Regions from separate parts of the Homo sapiens genome. Here region 2 is linked to region 1. A link is a contact called in ENCODE Hi-C or POLR2A ChIA-PET data. All regions are on one chromosome and are shown on one strand. The core of a region is the stretch at or near the end of the contact, and the rest is flanking DNA. Distances in the headings are between cores, read along the strand shown.

Evidence for each region. A loop is a pair of places that touch in the nucleus more often than their neighbours do. ChIA-PET counts read pairs that join two places held with the same protein, here RNA polymerase II (POLR2A). Pooled maps may share reads with other maps.
Region 2: a map with no recorded cell type shows a loop between it and region 1 (4-fold over the local background). The contact joins two enhancer-like sites. A Hi-C loop is called at or near these places in 1 of 37 single-sample maps with no recorded cell type and 2 of 50 pooled maps. POLR2A ChIA-PET finds 5 or more read pairs at or near these places in 1 of 52 experiments (WTC11).

What each region holds. Positions count from the first base shown.
Region 1 is chr16:51,242,139-51,247,811 of GRCh38, forward strand. No RefSeq gene overlaps it. Among named protein-coding and RNA genes, the nearest start is that of SALL1, 94 kb to the left of the region's middle. Within about 2 kb of position 2,058, at least 2 of the 41 ENCODE cell types and tissues checked have a DNase peak (open chromatin) inside an H3K27ac peak, as active enhancers do.
Region 2 is chr16:51,565,344-51,571,033 of GRCh38, forward strand. No RefSeq gene overlaps it. Among named protein-coding and RNA genes, the nearest start is that of HNRNPA1L3, 78 kb to the right of the region's middle. Within about 2 kb of position 4,313, at least 2 of the 41 ENCODE cell types and tissues checked have a DNase peak (open chromatin) inside an H3K27ac peak, as active enhancers do.

The DNA of each region.
Region 1 (5,673 bases), core at 808-3,307:
ATGTAGGATAGTACTGTGTCTTCATCACCCTTTGTCTCCAGCTTCCAGTAAAGTGCCTGGCACATGGTAGGTTCAGTTGTTGAATGAATGACTGGGTGGATGTATGGAGGAAGGGATCTGGGTTACAGTCCTGGATCTGCTACTGATTTGCTATGTGCCTTTGGCCAAGTCCATTCTCTTTCTAGGCCTCAGTTTCCCCACAGGCTCAATGCTGGGTGAAATCACTCCTGGAATTCCACATTTATGTTTTAGGTCGTTATGATTCCTAGGACAGCAGCCACATCTCAGGCTTCAAAGGAGGTTAGGTAAGACAGCTGAAGACCATGCTGTTGGAAACCTGAGACTGACAGTTCCAGGATTCATGGCAATTAATTTGAAATTCTCAGATCTGGTTCTTTTCCCAACCCCTGAGACTTAGTAGGATAGGCGGAGGCCAGGATGTTTCCTATTTGTTAGCCACTGCATTTATGTGAAGTGCTGCCTTCTCCTGCTTCCCTCCCTTTCCCTTTAGGGTGTGTGTGGGTATCTGGGTGCACATTCTGGGAGTGGTTCTCTGTGGCATGTGGTACATGCCCCTTTCCTTGTTTTCCTCCTGATCATGTTAGCTGTCCTCCTCAAACCCTGGCACAGCCTGCTCTTGGCAAGGCAACACTGTCAGTCATTTACACCTCCCTGGAGACTGACATTTCTCCTCTCCCTTCCAGAGATATTTATAATTAGCATGTCCCATGATGAAGCACAAGGGTTGGCTGGTTCTAACCTTATAGGTGGTTCCTGACTTACCAGTCGTGTGATGTTGGGCAAGTTATGTAGCCCCTTTATGGTTTAATTTCCTAATCTGCAAAATGGATATAATGCTAGTAATCACCCCATTAGGTTGTCGAGAGGTTAAATGAGTTAGTACAGTAAAACACTAGGACAGATGGTGGTGCACACAGCACACACATCACAGCCATTAGCCACTGTCCTCATCCTGTAAGTACCTGGTGATGCCTGACTTGAGGTCTGGGCTCTGTGATGGAATACTGCTCAGCAACAAAGAGGACTGAACTGTAGATACAGACAAGGGCTTGGATGGATCTCAAAGGCACTATGCTGAGAGAAAGAATCCAGTCTCAAAAGGTGACAAACTGTATAAACCTATTTATATGACACTCCCAAAAAACAGAGTTATTGGGGTGGAGAACAGATTAGTGGGGATTAGAGGTTAGGGACCAAGGGAAGGTTTGACTTTTTTTTTGAGAGTGGACAGGGTCTCTCTGTCACCCAGGTTGGAGTGCAGTGGTGTGATCATCATTCACTGAAGCCTCAAAGTCCTGAGCTCAAGCCATCCTCCCACCTCAGCCTCTTGAGTAGTTGGAATTACAGGTGTGCACCACCGTGGCTGGCTAAATTTTTTATTTTTGTAGACATGGGGGTCTTGCTTTGTTGCCCATACTGGTCTCAAACTCCTGGGCTCAAGCAATCCACCCACCTCAGCCTCCCAAAATGTTGGGATTACAGGCATGAACTACCACGCCTGGCTGGGGGTTTACTTTTTAATGGGAGATTTGGAGGTGATGGAATTGTTCTGTATCCTGATTGTGATGGTGGTTACATGATTCTATGTATGTGTTAAAATTCATAAAGCTGTGATCCCCCAAAAGTTAATTTTTTGTATGAATATTAAAAAAATTATAACTGGGTAAATGTTCTTGGCCTTTATTCAGCAGAACATTGTTACCTCCTTTCTCCTGGCAAGATAAAAAAAGAACACATCCTTAGATGTGTCAGAAAACAGAAAGCTCTCAACGTAAAGTGCCTCCCAGTAGAGAAACAAACCTCCACGTTTGAAACCTGCTCCAAACCACTCCCGGGCTCTGTAAAAAGGCCCAGGCAAATGAGAACTCCAGATCAGAACCTGGGTGTGGGGGAGCTATGTAGAACTCCGGCAAGCTATTTAAAGAGATTTAAACGCGCCGTTTCCTAGTTATTCTGAGGTGCAGCTATAATTGCTGTTCTTTCCAAATAAATCCTTCAGATTAAATGGATATCGAGTGTGTAAGTTCAATGATTGCTCACGGCACGCGAACCTTGTCAAAGTTCAGAGTGAGTCAGTCTAGATTAACAGGAGGAAGTTGGCAAACATTGTTTTAGTCTTAACACTATCATTTGGTGCTGGTGTTGAATGTTTACATTTTGGGGAGAGAAAACTCAGGCCAGATAAGGCAGCCTGGGGCCACACTTGGGAGTCAGGAATCTTGGCTTGGCAACAAGGTTTTGTAATTTAGGGGGAGTCCCTGCTCTCCTCTGAACCTCAATTTTGCCACCTGCTTTTTGGGAGTAGTGTGGTTGAACTCGATCTTTTCCAAGGATATTTTCTATCTGGTTTATGACTGAGAAGGTCTCCCTTCTTTCTACTTTTGGGGACATAGTTGCCCTTCTTCTTCTGCTAGCACCTGCCAGTGTGTGGCCTCTGTTTTAGGGACACCCCACCACGTCACCAAGACAATGCTAACTAGGTCTGTTTTGAATTTGACGAGCCTTCACCCATCTGCCTACCCAAAAGCACTTCTCTGAGCAAACTTGTGTACAAATGTCAACAGGCACCACAGAGCATCCGAGAAACATGCCCAGAGGTGCCGTTAGGAGGTTGGAATTATGAGGTGAGCAGTAAGAAGCCAAAAAATAAGGGAGCCACTTGAGCAGAGAGTATAAACATAAATATCCCCAAGCAGGCCCCAGCACTGGGTTTTTTATGTTGATGTTCTAATGTGTTATCCACTAAGGGCTTATTTACGCCGTTTTGGTATTCCCTGCAATTCATTTATCTGCATAAGGAAGAGGCGCTAACAGGACAGTTCCTCATGAACAACATCCCTATGTGATCCTTCATGCCCAGATCTATAATTCATGAGCTGATGGCCTGGTGGCAGTTTCCATAAAGGCCACGCCGGGCACCCAGTCGTTAACGTCCTCACTGTCATGCATGGAATCGAAATAAGCCCACTCTCCTTCTATTCATCACGACGTCCCCGACGTGTGGGCAATGATATTATCCAAATATTATTAAAACTTTGAACCCTGTCCCCATAAATTATGACCGAATGGCTCCATGGCCATTAGGAGAGGGGAATGTATGGGCTTCAGTTGCTGCCGAGTAATTATGTGCTTAAAAGGAAGCGTGGCTGAGCATCTCCCTAGTAAAAAAGAGAGAAGCTAGGATCATTTGTTACTGCTGCAGCGCTCGAAGCTGGACCGTTCAGGCAGGTCAAGTCAACCTTACAGAAGGACAATTATCTGCCTAGAGAGACCAAACATCTGTTATTAAGTATGTACAGGCATCAAGGCAACACGCTAGAAACCTTGTCCACTTCAAACACTTGGCGTATTCCACACAACACCCCCTTCGCGTTTTGTTACTGCAGCAGTCAGCTTTGAAATATGCCCTATCTTCCCTCCCCCGGCCCCTGGCTTTCATGTACCCTGCAGCTGCTAACGATGGTGTTGTAACTTTAGAAGAACCTTGCTATCTTTCTCTGGCTCTTTAAGTAATAATAATAATTTTTTGTAACTTTTTTTTCCTCCCAAACTTTCTTTTGCATTTATTAGCTATTCAAGGGGTTTTGCTGTGGCAGAGATAATATAGCATTTGGAAGCGCAAGGGAAGCCTGTGTTCACATGAGCAGCCGAATGGCTCTTTGATGCATGTATCGGCAGCAATTTGTAGGCTGGTATGCTGCATGGCAGAGAGACTGCTCTGTGTTGGGATTATAAAATGGGAAATAGAGTTTTTTCAGGCTATTGTTGTTCTCTAGACTGTGTGTATGTTAGAATGCTAGAAGAATGGGGAAAGGGACCCTAGAAATCAGGTAGGAGGAGGCAGGGGGCAGGTCAGAAAACAAGGCTACAGGCAAAGTGGGTTGAAACAGCAGGATGAGGACAATGGGGATGCCCAGGGAGATAACACTGCAATCACTCCGGCTGAGCACTTCCAGACAAGAATAAAGAAAGTGCAGTTTTCCACTCATAAAGACTCAAAGTATAATATCAGGTAAGGAGATTTGGGCCATGTTTATGGAGGAGGAAAGGCAAGACTCTCCTCTGCTAAGTGACGTAAAATAACAGGCCAGATTCCTTTCTTCTCGAGGAGAATGGAATCTCTAGCTCTTGTAGGGCCTTGCAATCTGAGCATCTTAAAGATATATGATGTCTGGATTTGCTTCAAAGTAATTCATGGTGGAGTGGGGATGGGCGGGGCTATAGATGAAATAAAATTGGCCCTGAGTTAATCATTGTTGAAGCTGAGGAACAGACACAGATTATTTTCAACACTTTTGATTATATCTGAAAATTTCCCATAATTAAAAATAAAATCCCAAGGAACAGAACTCTTTTCTGATGTGAATGATCAAGAGAGTCAGGAAAGAACCCATCTTCCCAGGACTGAAGTCTATAAACACAAACCAGGGAAAAGGAGCCGAGACTGGCTTGTTGGCATAGTACATGCTCAATGCTCTAATCCATCCCGTAAACATTTTTCCCAGAAAAACCTTCTTAAAACGCGATTTTTAGGTGTTTAAAATGCTGAGAAAGGCATCCCAAGTTTCCTTTGGAGAGCCAGCCCTTTTCCACCACAGGTTGCTAGATGGCGAGTGAGATTAATCTCCATCCCCATCTCCCCATTTCATTACAGGGGCAAACATGGGACCCAGGCCTGGCCCACTGGACCATCCCTTGGCCACGATGATTGGCTTAGGGGAGGTCATGTGATCCAACTTAAGCCAGTGAAACTCAGCTCTGGAGCTTCTGTTGAAACTATAGCTGAAAGACCAGCTTGTCAGTCCTGGTAGCCGTTTTTGCCATATTTGCTATCCTGAGAGGGGAATTTGCATGAGAATGAAGTTGTTCCAGAAGAAAGCATACATGAGAGATGGAGAAGTTGAGAAATCTGCCCCTGCATAATTCAGTTAAGTAAGTTATTTCTCCTTTTTCGCATGTTCAGGTAGAGCTGGATTTCTGTCACTTGCAATCAGAAGAGTCCTGACTGAGATAGTAGCAGAACAGTCTGAAGGTTACAAGGAGAAAACACTCAGCCCAGCTTGGGCAGAGGACTGTGAGCATCAGCCATGGGCTTGAGTGAAATGCTATGCCAGTGGCCGATAACCTGTTTCCTACACCCATGAGGAAATCACCGATGGACAAGGGTGTCTTTCCTGGTTAGCCCAGATGTGACCCCAAGTTCTTTTCCATTCAGTATTGCAGGCAGCCACTACGGATCAGTTGCATTTGGCACAAGGACAGACCTTGGGCACTGGAGAGAAGCCGGGGAGGGACCCTTTCTAGGGGGCCCCAGGGTGGCCAGTGCCACCACAGACCCAAGGACACTTCACAGATCTGGGTAGAAGAATTGAGGCCTCTAGGCTTAGGGGGCGCCTGACAAAGTCCTGGGGGCTGGGTGGGGAGGCCCTTAAACTGGGCTTCTTGAATCAAGGCAGAGGCTGAGTACTGCACCCGGGCTCTGAATACCATCTCAGCAGCTTCCCACCTGAGCTAACGGCTGTAGATGGGTGTGACTGGTACCAGGCTCCTTGAGGCTTCAGGCGACGTTTTAGCCTCCTTAATAGAGAAGGAATGTGGATTCTCAGAGCCACAATGCCTGGGTTCAAAGCCTGGGTTCAAAAACTGTCTTGG
Region 2 (5,690 bases), core at 3,063-5,562, 330 kb after region 1:
AGCACTGGACAAATAGTAAATATATTGTAGATAATGAGAAACAGGTTTCCCATGGTCGGAGGAAGAAATTATAATACAAATGAGGAAGTGAAGAAAGCTAGACTAAACCCTGTGGTGGAGACTTAGAGTCAGAGCTGTTAGTATAAACTCATGATTTTAAATACATATGTGTGTATATATATGTATATATATGCAGATAGTTCAATAACAAAGTAAACATAAATATGTGTGTACACATGGGCTAGTGTTTATATATAGGTTTACATTTCCTAGCTCTATCTCCTTAGAAGACATAAAAACAGTAATGTCCCAGTATCAAGCAGCACTCCTAGCACTTAAATATCATTCTCCAATAAAAGAAACCAAGGCTCCTTGCAAAAGTGGTTGATTCCTGGGCTAGGGTAAAAAAAAAAAAAAAAAAAAAAAATCAAGATGAGCCTGGGGCATATTGTGGTGCCATAAAGCAATGAGTTAGACAGGAAGACTAAGTTCTAGTGATCTATTGCATGGCATGGTGACCCATAGTTATTAATACTGCATTGTATATTTCAAAATTGCTAGAAGAGTAGATTTAAATGTTCTCATCACAACAAAAGACAAGCTAGAGGATATGTTAATTAGCTTGATTCAGTCATTCCACAATGTATACTTATATCAAAATGTCACATTGTACCCCATAAATATATATAATTATTATTTGTCAGTTAAAATTTTTACAAAAGGAAGTACTTTAAAAGAAAAAAAAAGTAATATGCATGTTAAAAGGGCAGAGGAGACCAGGCATGGTAGCTTGTGCCTGTAATCTCGGCACTTTGAGAGGCCTAGACAGGAGGATGACTTGAACTCAGGAGTTTGAGACCAGCCTGGGTAACATAGTGAGACCCCTAACTATACAAAATTTTTTTAAAAAATTAGCCAGTTGTAGTGGTATGCATCTGTGGTCTCAGCTACTCGGGAGGCTGAGGTGGGAGGGTTGCTTGAGCCTGGGAGGTTGAGGCTGCAGTGAGCCATGATTGACTGTGCCACTGCATTCCAGCCTGGGTGACAGAGTGAGACCCTGTCTCAGAACAAAAACAAAAACAGCAGGAGGGCACAGGAGCCAACCTGAAAAAGTTCCCAATGATCTACACGATTGGGGAAAATTTCAGCAACAAAATAAATAATGATGTGATTGCTATAACCTAAAGAATAAAATATCCTTGTGTCTCTACTGATAAACAAATAATCAAATAAATAAAAACAGCAGAAAATACACGTCTTCATTACAGAAAAATTCCAATTAATAGACAGAAAGAAGCAAGAAAAAGAAAATCACCACCGGAATACCTCAGTGATAATTACTGCAAGTAAGATCTACTGAGGGATGTTAAAATTAGTGAGCAAAAGTTTAATGAGAAGTAGGATATTTCTCATTAAATATCTCTCCCCACATATATTTATTAATTGCAAAGAGAAAACAGCAACTTTACAGTGGAGCAACCTGGCCGTCACTACCTAATCCAAGTGATCCAGGTTAACATCACCAGTGATGAGACATCATCACATGCCTGCAGGTATAGAGCACTTTGCCTTGATGGCATTCTTCCCATAAAGGACAACCCTAGTCTAGTCATGGAAGAAGACTATATAGTCTCAAATTGGGGACCATTATACAAAGTAATTGGCCAGTACTCTTCAAAAGTTTCCAGGTCATAAAAGACAAGGAAATACTAAGTTGCCATAACAGATTGGAGAAGAAAATGAGGAAAATTAAGTGCAACGTAGGATCTTGAACTGAATCCTGGAACAGAAAATGACATGAGAGGAAAATCTTCAAAAAAAAAAAAATCCAAATCAACCCTGTAAATTAGTTAATAGTATTGTACTGATGTTAATTTCTCATATTTGACAAATGTACCTTGGTTATGTAGGATGTTAATGTTAGAAGATGCCAGATAAATGGTGTATGGGACTCTCTATACAATGTTTGTAGTGCTCTGTTAACTTAAGTCATTTCAAAATAAAAAGTTTTGTTTTCAATTTATTTTTAAAAATTATTAACTTATCTGTTTTAGACACAAGGTCTTGCTCTGTTACCCAGGCTGAAGTGCACTGGCTTAATCATGTCATTTCATCCTTGAACTCCTGGGTTCAAGCAATCCTCTTGCCTCAGCCTTCTGAGTAGCTAGGACTAGAGGCACATGCCACCATGCCTGGCTACTTTTTTTTTTTCTGTAGAGACAAGGTCTTGCTATGTTGCCCAAGCTTGTCTCAAACTCCTGGCCTTAAGTGATCCTCCCACCTCGACCTCCAAAAGTGCAGGGATTACAGGTGTGAGCCACTGCCCCTGGCCAAAAGTTTTGCTTTCTTAAGCTACTACTAGTCAATGTTTGGTGCTGGCAAAAGCATCCTGAAGTAATACAAAGGTCTATTTTGGAATCTGGTTGTGGTGACAAATACAACCTGACTGCATTGTTGTAAATTAGGGGTACAACTAGGAAAACAGAATTTTGGGGGGCTCCTATAGGGACAGTCAACAAAAACTTCCTAAAGTGGAGATATAAACATTTTATTCAGTGGTAGAGAGTGAATTAGGTCTTCTTTATAATTTTCCCCATCTCTAAGTTTATATGACTCATTTGTTGTATTTGCAAGTGGGACCCACTTGTTTTGCAGCCAACACTTACACTAATTTTTTTTTTTTTTAAATGGATCGGAATCTATTGTAGGAGGGGGAATGGTAAGCAGTGGAATGTAAAACGCAAACCAATCTATAGTTTCCAAAGGGCCTAGGGAGGCTGCCAAAATTAAAGTTGGCAGCAAACAGTTTACTAAATCTCTAAAGAAGAAAAAAAAAGGTTATATTACAAGTCCCATAAATATTCTAAGAGTGGTAGGTAAAGTGTGTTTAATACTGATGAACAAAGTTTTAGCATGTATTGGAAAAACAGTTTCTAATATAAAATTACCGACAACTGGAAGTTATCTGCAAAATTTTATACCTAAGTACTTGCAGATGTAATTTATTTTTCTGACAGCACCGCCTGTGTAATGAAAGTTGCTTTTAATAAAACATGAATGCAGTTAGGTTTTGCCAATTAGGTTCAGAGGAGTTGTAATCAGTCTGATTCAAGTTGATACGTAGCTCCTTAAATTCAGCACTGACCCATAGAATGGCTTCAGAATTTCTAAAGTGTTTGTGAAAGATGAACTCCCAAAGCTCCAACTGCCCAGGCAGAAGGGAGGTGGTCCTGGCCAACTCAGGACAGATGCATCCCAAAGGGACTACAGTGGTCGTGGCTATAGAAAGCCATGTGTACTGGGTTGGGTGTTAACACAAGATTACAACTGACATGAAAATAAGCCCATTCTCCATTTCATTTTATTCATGAAAACATGAGCAAACGTCTAATGCATGCAAACATCTAATAGCCATAGATCAATTATCATTTTTACACAATCAGCCAGAAGACAAACCCTGGTTCCTTCTATGTTAGCACACTTCTTGATGCTCGGTGAGATTTCAAGATCTATAAAGACATGTCCTGTCACCTTGAGCACCTTAATAACCTGTCATCAGAAGAAAAAATGCAACAAAATGAAGTTTTGGGGTCTAGAATGAGGTCATCAGTATTTTGAACTTTTCATTTGGGTCCCTGAAGTCTTATATTCAACAAATATTTGTTGTTTAAATATTTGCAAAACATAGAGGTCAAAAGATTTGAAGCATTAGTTGGACTCAGCCAGAGACCTGTTTCTAATAGTTGCTATGTTTTCATATTTAAAAACAGTAATAATAATTATTGCCCTGCCTAACTTATTGGAATGTTGGAATGACACAGTATAATGATTTTAAGGGAAAGTGCTTTGAAACTTTAAACGCACTATGCAAATGTCAGTTACTGGTAAGTACTGGGAATAAAATAGAGGGCTCCTGTCAGTCGGAAATCTTATAGGTTGGTTGAGAAGGATGGTTTTTTGCCTCTTGGGTTTCAAGTTCCCTGCTAGGTCACAGATTAAAGCATTTCATAGGCATGATCTCATACCAGTCCCACAAGGATGAAGAAATTGATGCCTGGGATAGTGCAGACACTCAGGTGAATGGTTGAGATAGACTCTGATACTGCATCTATTTTGCTCCAAAGCTCATCTGTTTCATCTGATGACTTCATTTGCTCCCTCATGAAGCCAATTAACAACAGAAGAACCTAGAAGTGTTCTGCATAAATGATGCAGACATAAATACCGTGGGGATATCAAGGCATTGCCTCCCCAGAGCTGTGGTTAAGTGCACACTTTGTCAGCTCTTCCTTCTCTGTTCCAGCCTGCACAGAGTTGGCAAGAAAAGTTAGTATTTTCTTGGTATCTGCAGCTGGTACTCCCCAGACAGGAACTGAAACACGCCTAATGGTGATTCATTCATTCTCAACTGAGTTTCTTCTTTCCTGTACCCCAGGGCACTTCCAGGTTCTGGCCCTGAAACGGAAGTCTATGTGTGAAAGAGACACACAGAGGCAGCTTCCCAGCTATTTTCATCTCAGCTGGCTTGCCAAAGCCCCATTTCAAACCTCTCTCCTCCCCCAAAGTCACTGGAATATCAATCACAGTAAAGGCGTGTTGCATTCCTTAATGGTAACTCCGACTCTTGGTTTGGCATTTAGATAATGTCCCTACTATCTGTCCCTTAAGCAGACAATAGGGACAAAAGATGGAGACGGGTTGGTTCCCTGCAAAATCAGAGACTATAGTGGTAAATACATTTTATTGTCTTTTAGCTTGTTTGGCTGAAGCATCTTGAACCCTCCTAGAGTTGGCACAAAGCATTTTTTCCAACTTGAAAAGCATTTTTTGTTAAGTTTATTTTTATAGGTTTGAAATCATACTTCTTGTTCAGTGGCTTTTGAGGGACAAGTATGAATAGCAGGAGACAATGGATTACAGAAATATTTAAATTGGCATGAACAGAATGTGAGCTGGAACTAGGATGAGGCGAGTTGGAAAATTATGATATTTTGTATATTGAGTTTCTTTGCATTAATTTTAATTTAAAAAATTATTGCATTAAAGTATTATTGATCTTGATTACTAGGTATTTTGGTACCTCTGTAAAATTTGCACCTTGGGCAAGTATCTTACTGGCCTCAACCTAGTTCCGTCCCTGCATAAGACACGTTTATTATGCTACCCATGGACCTGTGGACTTCAGAAGACATTTTGTGGCTCCCTTGAGTCAACTCAAACAGGGCCCTGTTGGAGCAGGATACTACCTCCCTCTTCTCCAAAAAACGACCCATGCTCTGCTTTCATAACAGAAAATTATTCTGCATGTCTGCTCTGGGGTATAGAGGAAGAAAGTATGCCATCTAGGCTCTGTGCACGAGCGCGTTCAAGCCGGCATTGCTCAAACTTTAGCACGGATATCAGTCACCAGGGACCTTGTTAAAAGTGTAGGTTCTGATTAAGCAAGTCTAGGATGAGGCTTCAGATTCTGCATTTCTAGCAAGTTCCCAGGTGATGCTGATGCTGCTGGTCCCTAGATTATATAGTCCCTGGTAAGCCAGCGACTATAGCAGTAAATATATTTTATTGTCATTTAGCTTGTTTGCCTGAAGCATTTTTAACCCTCCTGGAGTTGGAATGAAGCATTTTTTCTTACTTGAAAAGCATTTTCTGCTGAATTTATTTTTATAGAACCTTTGAATAGCAAGGGT